2 separate regions of the Homo sapiens genome follow, and region 2 is linked to region 1. A link is a loop called in an ENCODE intact Hi-C map of the cell type or tissue named here. Cell type or tissue: prostate gland. All regions are shown on one strand. Links, peaks and the distances in the headings refer to the core of each region. The heading gives the core; the rest is flanking DNA.

Region 1 (4,402 bases), core at 128-4,127:
GGCAACATGGAGAAACCTTCTCTCTACCAAAAATATAAAAAAATTAGCCAGGTGTGGTGGTGTGCACCTCCTTCCAGCTACTCAGGAGGCTGAAGTGGGAGGATCCCTTGAGCCTGGGAAGCAGAGGTTGCAATGAGCTGAGTGAGATTGCTCCACTTCACTCCAGCCTGGGCAACAGAGTGAGGCTCTGTCTTAAAAAAGGGGGAGGGGAGAGCATTAGGACAAATACCTAATACATGTAGGGCTAAAAACCTAGATGACGGGTTGATGGGTGCAGCAAACCACCATGGCACATGTATACCTATGTAACAAACCCACACATTCTGCGCATGTATCCCAGAACTTAAAGGATAATAAAAAAAAAAAAAGAAAAAAACCCAGAAATTTTTAATTTGAATCATCCACTTTATTTTGGTTTAAGTATTTATTCGCTCAAAATTAGGCAAATCTTTCCATACATAGGCATACCTTGGAGATAGTGTAGGTTTAGTTCCAGACCACAGTAATAAAGCAAATATCATAATAAAGCGAGTAAAAACTCACACACATTTTTTGGTTTCCCAGTGCATATAAAAGTTACATTTATACTATACATTAGCCTCTGAAGTGTGCAATAGCATTATATCTAAAAAAAATGTAAATAACTTAAAAATACTTGATTGTTTAAAAAAGCTAATGATCATCTGAGCCTTCACAAATCAATCTTTTTGCTGGTAGAAAGGGTTGCCTCGATTTATTTATTTATTTATGTATTTATTTATTTATTTTTTAAGACGGAGTTTCGCTCTTGTTGCCAGGCTGGAGTACAATGGTGTGATCCCAGCTCACTGCAACCTCCACCTCCCATGTTCAAGCGATTCTCCTGCTCAGCCTCCCAAGTAGCTGGGATTACGGGTGCACACCACCATGCCCAGATATGTTTTGTATTTTTAGTACAGATGGGGTTTTGTCATGTTGGCGAGGCTGGTCTTGACCTCCTGACCTCAGGTGGTCCTCCCGCCTCAGCCTCTCAAAGTGCTGGGATTACAGGTGTAAGCCACTGTGCCTGGCCTGCCTCGATTTTGATGGCTAGTGTCTGATCATGGTGGCGGTTGCTGAAAGTTGGGGTGGCTGTAGCAATTTCTTCAAATAATACAACAAGGAAGTTTGCCACATCGTTGGACTCTTTCATTCATGAAAAATTTCTCTGTAGCCTGCAGTGCTCTTTGATAGCATTTTACCCATTGTAGAACTTCTTTCCAACTTGGAGTCAATTGTCTCAAACTCTGCTGCTACTTTATCAACTAAGTTTATGTACTATTCAGAAAACTTCTTGTCATTTTAACAACAGCATCTTCACCAGGAGTGAATTACGTTTCTAGAAACCTGTTTCTTTGCTCATGCATAAGAAGCAATTCCTTATTCATTCAAGTTTTATCGTGAAATTGCAGCAATTTAGTCACATCTTCCAGCTCCCTTTTTAATTGTGGTTCTCTTGCTATTTCTACCACATCTGCAGTTCCTTCTTACACTGAAGTCTTGAACCCCTTAAAGTAATTCAAGAGGGTTGAAACCAACTTCTTCAAAATTCCTGTTAATGTTGATATTTATATCCACATATAACTTGTGGCAGCTTCTACATCTGTGCTTGCTGCTTCACCTTACACTTTTAAGTTATGCAGTTGGCCTCTTTTGTTAAACTTTATGAACCATCCTCTGTTAGCTTCAAACTTTTTTTTTCTGCGGCTTCCTCACCTCTCTCTGCCATGATAGAATTGAAGAGAGATAGGGCCTTGCTCTGGATTAGGTTTTGGCTTAAGGGAATGTTGTGGCTGGTTAAATCGTCCATCCACATCACTAAAACTTTCTCCATATCAGTGATAAGGCTGTTTTGCTTCTTATCATTCATGTATTCACCAAAATACTACTTTCTTACAAGCGATGTGAAGGACCTCATCAAGGAGAATTACAAACCACTGCTCAATGAAATAAAAGAGGACACAAACAAATGGAAGAATATTCCATGCTCATGGGTAGGAAAAATCAATATCGTGAAAATGGCCATACTGCCCAAGGTAATTTATAGATTCAATGCCATCCCCATCAAGCTACCAATGACTTTCTTCACAGAATTGGAAAAAACTACTTTAAAGTTCATATGGAACCAAAAAAGAGCCCACATCGCCAAGTCAATCCTAAGCCAAAAGAACAAAGCTGGAGGCATCACACTACCTGACTTCAAACTATACTACAAGTCTACAGTAACCAAAACAGCATGGTACTACTACCAAAACAGAGATACAGACCAATGGAACAGAACAGAGTCCTCAGAAATAAGACCATACTTCTACAACCATCTGATCTTTGACAAACCTGACAAAAACAAGAAATGGGGAAAGGATTCCCTATTTAATAAATGGTGCTGAGAAAACTGGCTAGCCATATGTAGAAAGCTGAAACTGGATCCCTTCCTTACACCTTATACAAAATTAATTCAAGATGGATTAAGATTTAAATGTCAGACCTAAAACCATAAAAGCCCTAGAAATAAACCTAGGCAATACCATTCAGGACATAGGCATGGCCAAGGACTTCATGACTAAAACACCAAAAGCAATGGCAACAGAAGCCAAAATTGACAAATGGGATCTAATTAAACTGAAGAGCTTCTTCACAGCAAAAGAAACTACCATCAGAGTGAACAGGCAACATACAGAATGGGAAAAAATTTTTGCTATCTACCTGTCTGACAAAGGGCTAATATCCAGAATCTACAAAGAACTTAAACAAATTTACAAGAAAAAAACAAACGACCCTGTCAACAAGTGGGCAAAGGATATGAACAGACACTTCTCAAAAGAAGACATTTATGCAGCCAACAGACACATGAAAAAATGCTCACCATCACTGGCCATCAGAGAAATGCAAATCAAAACCACAATGAGATACCATCTCACACCAGTTAGAATGGTGATCATTAAAAAGTCAGGAAACAACAGGTGCTGGAGAGGATGTGGAGAAATAGGAACACTTTTACACTGTTGGTGGGACTGTAAACTCGTTCAACCATTGTGGAAGTCAGTGTGGCGATTCCTCAGGGATCTGGAACTAGAAATACCATTTGACCCAGCATTCCCATTACTGGGTATATACCCAAGGGATTATAAATCATGCTGCTATAAATACACATGCACACGTATGTTTATTGCGGCACTATTCACAATAGCAAAGACTTGGAACCAACCCAAATGTCCAACAATGATAGACTGGATTAAGAGAACGTGGCACATATACACCATGGAATACTATGAAGCCATAAAAAAAGACGAGTTCATGTCCTTTGTAGGGACACGTATGAAACTGGAAACCATCTATCTGAGCAAACTATCACAAGGACAGAAAACCAAACACCACATGTTCTCACTCATAGGTGGGAATTGAACAATGAGAACACTTGGACACAGGGTGGGGAACATCACATACCATGGCCTGTTGTGGGGTGAGGGAGGGGGGAGGGATAGCATTAGGAGATATACCTAATGTAAATGACGAGTTAATGGGTGCAGCACACCAACATGGCACATGTATACATATGTAATAAACCTGCACATTGTGCACATGTACCCTAGAACTTAAAGTGTGTGTATATATATATACAGGCTTTCTAAACCTAGAATTCTGATTCTATGGGCTGGAGTTTTGCTAAATGTCCTGGTCACCTCATCTCAACCAACGAATAATTAAGGAGTGCCAGCTATGTGTAGAACATTGTGCTTGGACCTGCAGAAGGCACAGTTCCTATGTTTTGGGGATTAGTTCTCTCTATATCTAAACAAATTAATAAAAACAAACAAAAGTAAGATAAAAAAAATTCCCTTCAAGAACTTCCCCTTTGCATTCACAACTTGGCTAAGACTGCAAGAGGCCTAGCTTTCAGTGTATCTTGGCTTTCAAAATGCTTTTCTCACTAAGCTTAATCTTTTCTAGCTTTTGATTTAAAGTAAGAAACATGTGAGTCTTACTTTCACTTGAGACACTTAGAGGCTATTGTAGGGTGATTAATTGGCCTAATTTGAATACTGTTGTATCTCAGGGAGTAGGAAGGCCTGAGAAAAGAGAGAGAGATGGAGAAACAGGTGGTTGGTGGAGCAGTCAGAACAACACAACATTTATCCTTTTAGCTCACTGTCTTATATGGGCATGGTTTGTGGTGCCCAAAACAATTACAAAAGGAACGCCAAAGATCACTGATCACAGATCACCATAACAGATATAATAATAATGAAAAAGTTAGCAATACTGTGAAAAGTACCAGAATGAGACATAGAGACACAAAGTGAGCAAAGCATGTTTGGAAAATGATGCTGATAGACTTGTTTAATGTAGGGTTGCCACAAAGCTACAATTTGTAAAAAAAAAAAAC
Region 2 (4,402 bases), core at 111-4,110, 250 kb after region 1:
TGTTTTGGAGCTTCACATAAATGAAACCACATTTGTATCTTCCTTCTTTCCTTCAACATGTCAGAGTGATTTTCCATGTTGTAGTGTAAACTGATGTTTCCATCAGCTTATTCTTTTTGTTGTTGTCTATTATTCCATTGTATGAATCGACGACTATTTATTCATTCTCTTGTTGATGGACATATGGAATGTTTCCAGTTAAGGGCTATTTTGAAAAAATCTGCAATGAACAGACTTGCGCATGTCTTTTGGTGGATATATGCATTTATTTCTCATACACCTAGGAGCAGCTGGGGTCATGCAATAGGTAGGTGTATGTTTAGCTTTAGTGAACATTGCTAAACAGTTTTCCAAAATAGATGTTCCAATTTTGATCATTCTTTTTAACAGCTGCATAGCATTACATTAGTATTCCCATCATGTATTTAAACTAGCCCACTCTTAATAAAGATGAAAGTTATTTTCAAACATTTGCTTGGAACAAAATATGCTCCAAATAATACCCCTTGACATAAATTATCTTGCACATATACAAGTTTATCTAGAGGAAAAATTATGACATGAATTTACTTGACCCAAGGATATGCTTATTTTTAATGTGAGTCTATATGACCAAATTGCTCTCCAAAGTGTTTCAACTGGTACATACTGCTCCTGGCAGGGTTTGAGGCTATTCACCTCATACTTACTGACAGTAAATCATCAAATGTTTTAAACTTGTTAATCCAGTAGTTATAAATTACATTTTTATGGTTTTTTATAGTTTTAATTTGAAAGTCTCTTATTATAAGTGATAGTGAATATTTTCATAAGTGCAAAAGCACTTATCATTCCTTTATTGTGATCTATCTTTTAATATCCTTCACCCCTTATTAGGTTCTTGGTCTTTTATTGATTTAGAAGAATACTTTTTAAATGGAAGAAATTAAGTTCTTTCTTTGTGATAGGAGTCACAAGTATTTTCCCCCAAATTGTTGTTTGTCTTCTCCCTCTGTTGATAATTGAGAGAATATTTTGGAATATTTTCTTCGCATCAAATTTTCAAAGCATATTTTACAAAGCCCTCGTCTACCCTTCTTCTGCCACCTGTAAGATGTATCTTAATCATTATTAATGAATAAAAAAATTATGCTCTAAATATACTCTCTGGATTATTAAAAATAATCCTGCTCTAATGCATATTCCCGAGAATTGAAAGGAAGACCGCATGTATAAAAGTAATTGGCAGGCACACAGAATATGAGTAGGGCTGCTGTGTTGCAAACTTTCTCAAGGAAGCAAAAGGCAGTTTGCATTCTTAGCAAGATTCTGCATTAGGATCATGTGCTCAGCTTTGACAAGTATTTATATGTGGTAATCAGCTGCCTCCTGCTACCCTAGGGCAGCCCACAAGTCACAGGGAGATTGCCAGGCACTCACTTCACACTGCTCCCTAAAGATTTGGTCATTTTGGAGTATCCCATAAAATGCCCTTAAAATGAGGATTGGTATAGAAAGAAACTTAAGGAATTGTTCTAAATGGTAATATCTCTGTGATACTTGAAAGAATTGAAGTTTAAGCCTGGTATGGTGGCGTGCATCCGTACTCCCAGCTACTTTCGGGGCTAAGGCAGAAGGACTGCTTGAGCCCAGGAGTTAGAAGCCAGCCTGAGCAACATAGCAAAACGCCATCTCTTAAAGAAAAAAACAGAAAACAACAAAATCAAACTATTACTGTGATTCTTCAGGAAAATTTCTCCTCACATCATAAGAGCATTTACTCACTTTTTCCCCCATTAGAATCTTTGCAGCCAGGGACATTTATTATTTGTATCAGTTTTCTCTTCTTAACCATAACCAATTACCACAAATTTAGCAATAAAGACAACACCCATACTTTATCTCATAAATCTGCAGATTAGAAGTCCAGGTCACCATACTGGTCCTCTGTTTAGAGCCTTACAAGGTAGAAATCAGAATGTCAGCAGGGCTGCATTCCTTTCTGGAGGCTCTGGCAGTTAATCCACTTCTAAATTCATTCAGGTTGTTGGCAGAATTCAGTTCCTTGCGGTCACAAGGCCGAGGGCCCCATTTCCTTACTGGCTGTCAGCCAGGAGCCTCTCTCAGCTCTTTAAGGCCATCTGCACTGCCAGTTATATTGCCCCTCCATCTCCAAACCCACAGAAGGACACTGACTCGTTTACACACTTTGAAACGCTGCATTCCCCTTTCTGTGGCCTTTCTCCTTGCTGCAGCTGAAGGGAGGTTCTATGTTTTTAAAGGCCCAAGTGTGATTAGGTGGGCACAACTGGATAATCCAGGATAATCATCCTATTTTAAGGTCTGCAACCTTAATTATATTAGCAAAGTCTCTTTTACCATGTAAGGTAACATATTTGGAGGTTATAGAGATAGAATGTGGACATCTTTGGCAGCCAATATTCTGCCTACCATAATATCATATGTCTTTTTCCCTTCTTCTCTCCCTTCTTCTCTCCCTCCTTCTCTCCCTCCTTCCCTCCCTCCCTTCTTCCTTCCCTCCCTTCTTCCTTCCTTCCTTTCTTCCTCCCTCCCTTTTTTCCTTTCCCTCTCTCATCTACAGTATCTAGCATAATGCTGGACATGTAATATAAGGAGAACTAAATCAATGCTAATTAGTTCAATGATGTTTCTAGAGTTCTTTGTCCTGAGGCTTCAGTCTAAATTCTGGGAATACATATTGAATGGGGAATTTGTCAAGTGGTTTATAAATTCTCAGATCAGAGTAGAAAACTCTAGGGACGAGCATGCTTTGTGTCACCTCCCCCACGGGTAAGAGCCCAGGTTGAAGGGTCTTCCTGGTCCAGGAGTGTGGTCTTTTGGTATAAGCTACACTCTTGGGATTGCCCTAAGCCCCGCAAGATTTCTCTACAAGCAGGGTACCAGGGAGAGAACACATAAAACTCTGTGTGCCAGAACCAAATTTGGACTTGACAGTGTTTTTCAAAAAATAAGAAAGAATATTAGGCACTCTGTAGAAGGCATTATATTTTTGAACAGAGAAATAACCCACTTTAGTAAAGGAAAACTTTAGATGATCTCAAACCTTAATTTTGGTCCTAGAGTCTTCCTTGTAGATAATATAGAGACATTTTTGCGTGAAAATTTTGATTATAATGTACCAAGGGGCAAATTCTTGTAGATCTTTGTTGCACAACTGAAAACAACAGATTTCCAATCCTCCCCAACAAATTTTATTAAAGATAAATCCTCATTGTTAAATATCCTCAGTAGAATAAATAATCATCTTCTAATTTCTTGAGCAAAGAGATTTTGACTATTACATTAGCTGCTAATTCTTGGTTTATGTGAAATAAAAGCACTGTGTGACCACTATTTTCTTGGAGTGGCCAAGGACCAATTAGTAACCTCCAAATACTATTTATTGTTACATCTGCTTTAGAGAAGTAGGTGTTTATTAGTTTTTATGTATGTTTATGATTCTCTCTCCCTCCTAAGGTATATCTTCCCAGAACATAGTTTACTGCTGAGCAGATAATAGTTCCTTTTCTTCTCTCCTTTTTTTGGTTTCCCCTCAGAGAATTGAAGCTCAGTCTCCTGCAAAGACAGTAGTTTAAAAAAAAATTTAAAAAAAAAGGCTCAGAGAATTGAATGAAAGTTATATGCACTATGACTTGCACAATCTATTGTCTGTTGGGATTACAGCTAGAGACATATAGATGATGTATGAACAAGTATGTTTATAGTAAAATTCTAGAATTATCAATACTATGTTGACTTAGTTGAAAACAGATAAACACGGAACCTAAAATGGAACATTTGAATATCATCATTTTGCTATTTAAGAGAAACTAAGCAGCAGTAACCATTAGTAACAAGATAACATTACCTAATCCAAAGCTGTCATGCTATGAAACACAGCATCGTTTATATTAAACTCCTATTATTAATAATACATAATAAAGAAGATTAATGAAAAGATACACTTCAGGAAAACAACATCTTTCAGGTGCTGAGTCAGAAGTGACTCCAGTTGTGTCTTCATGGGAAACATGCTGCTTTCCCGGGTCGAAGGCTGTGATTGCAGTTCCCATAAAGGACCAGCAGCATCCCTGTTGGTGTCTCGGGGGAGGGGCTGAATGAGAGGACTTGTTGCTGCTTCTCTGAGGCTGCACACCTGTTCCTTTTAGTAGAGCCAGGCTGATGATGCTTCTCAGGTGCATAAAGATGTTCCCTCAAACCAAACCATGACTTGCTGATTGCAGCTGAACCTCCAGACTTTCGGAAACTGGAATATTTCTTGGGTCAAAATGTAATCACATTTTTTAAACAAAAGTTTTGTATATTAATGATGAAAATCTCAAAATTGTTTCTATAAATTTAGTGAAACAAGGATGAACAAAAATAACAAATGAATTGTATT

Evidence for each region. Hi-C counts contacts between places; a loop is a spot of excess contacts. Peaks named below come from ENCODE experiments on the same cell type or tissue, not always from the same donor. Only the 100,000 strongest peaks of a DNase experiment are listed, where the experiment ranks them.
Region 2: a loop joins it to region 1, with 5 times the contacts of the local background. A loop is called at or near these places in 1 of 110 quality-filtered maps.

What each region holds. Positions count from the first base shown.
Region 1 is chr5:112,025,583-112,029,984 of GRCh38, reverse strand. No RefSeq gene overlaps it. Among named protein-coding and RNA genes, the nearest start is that of NREP-AS1, 120 kb to the right of the region's middle. In prostate gland, for the core only: no CTCF peak of the experiment used is centred there; no DNase peak of the experiment used is centred there.
Region 2 is chr5:111,772,347-111,776,748 of GRCh38, reverse strand. It overlaps a transcript of NREP not described here. Among named protein-coding and RNA genes, the nearest start is that of NREP, 17 kb to the right of the region's middle. In prostate gland, for the core only: no CTCF peak of the experiment used is centred there; a DNase peak (open chromatin) is centred at 2,038; H3K27ac peaks cover 397 bases.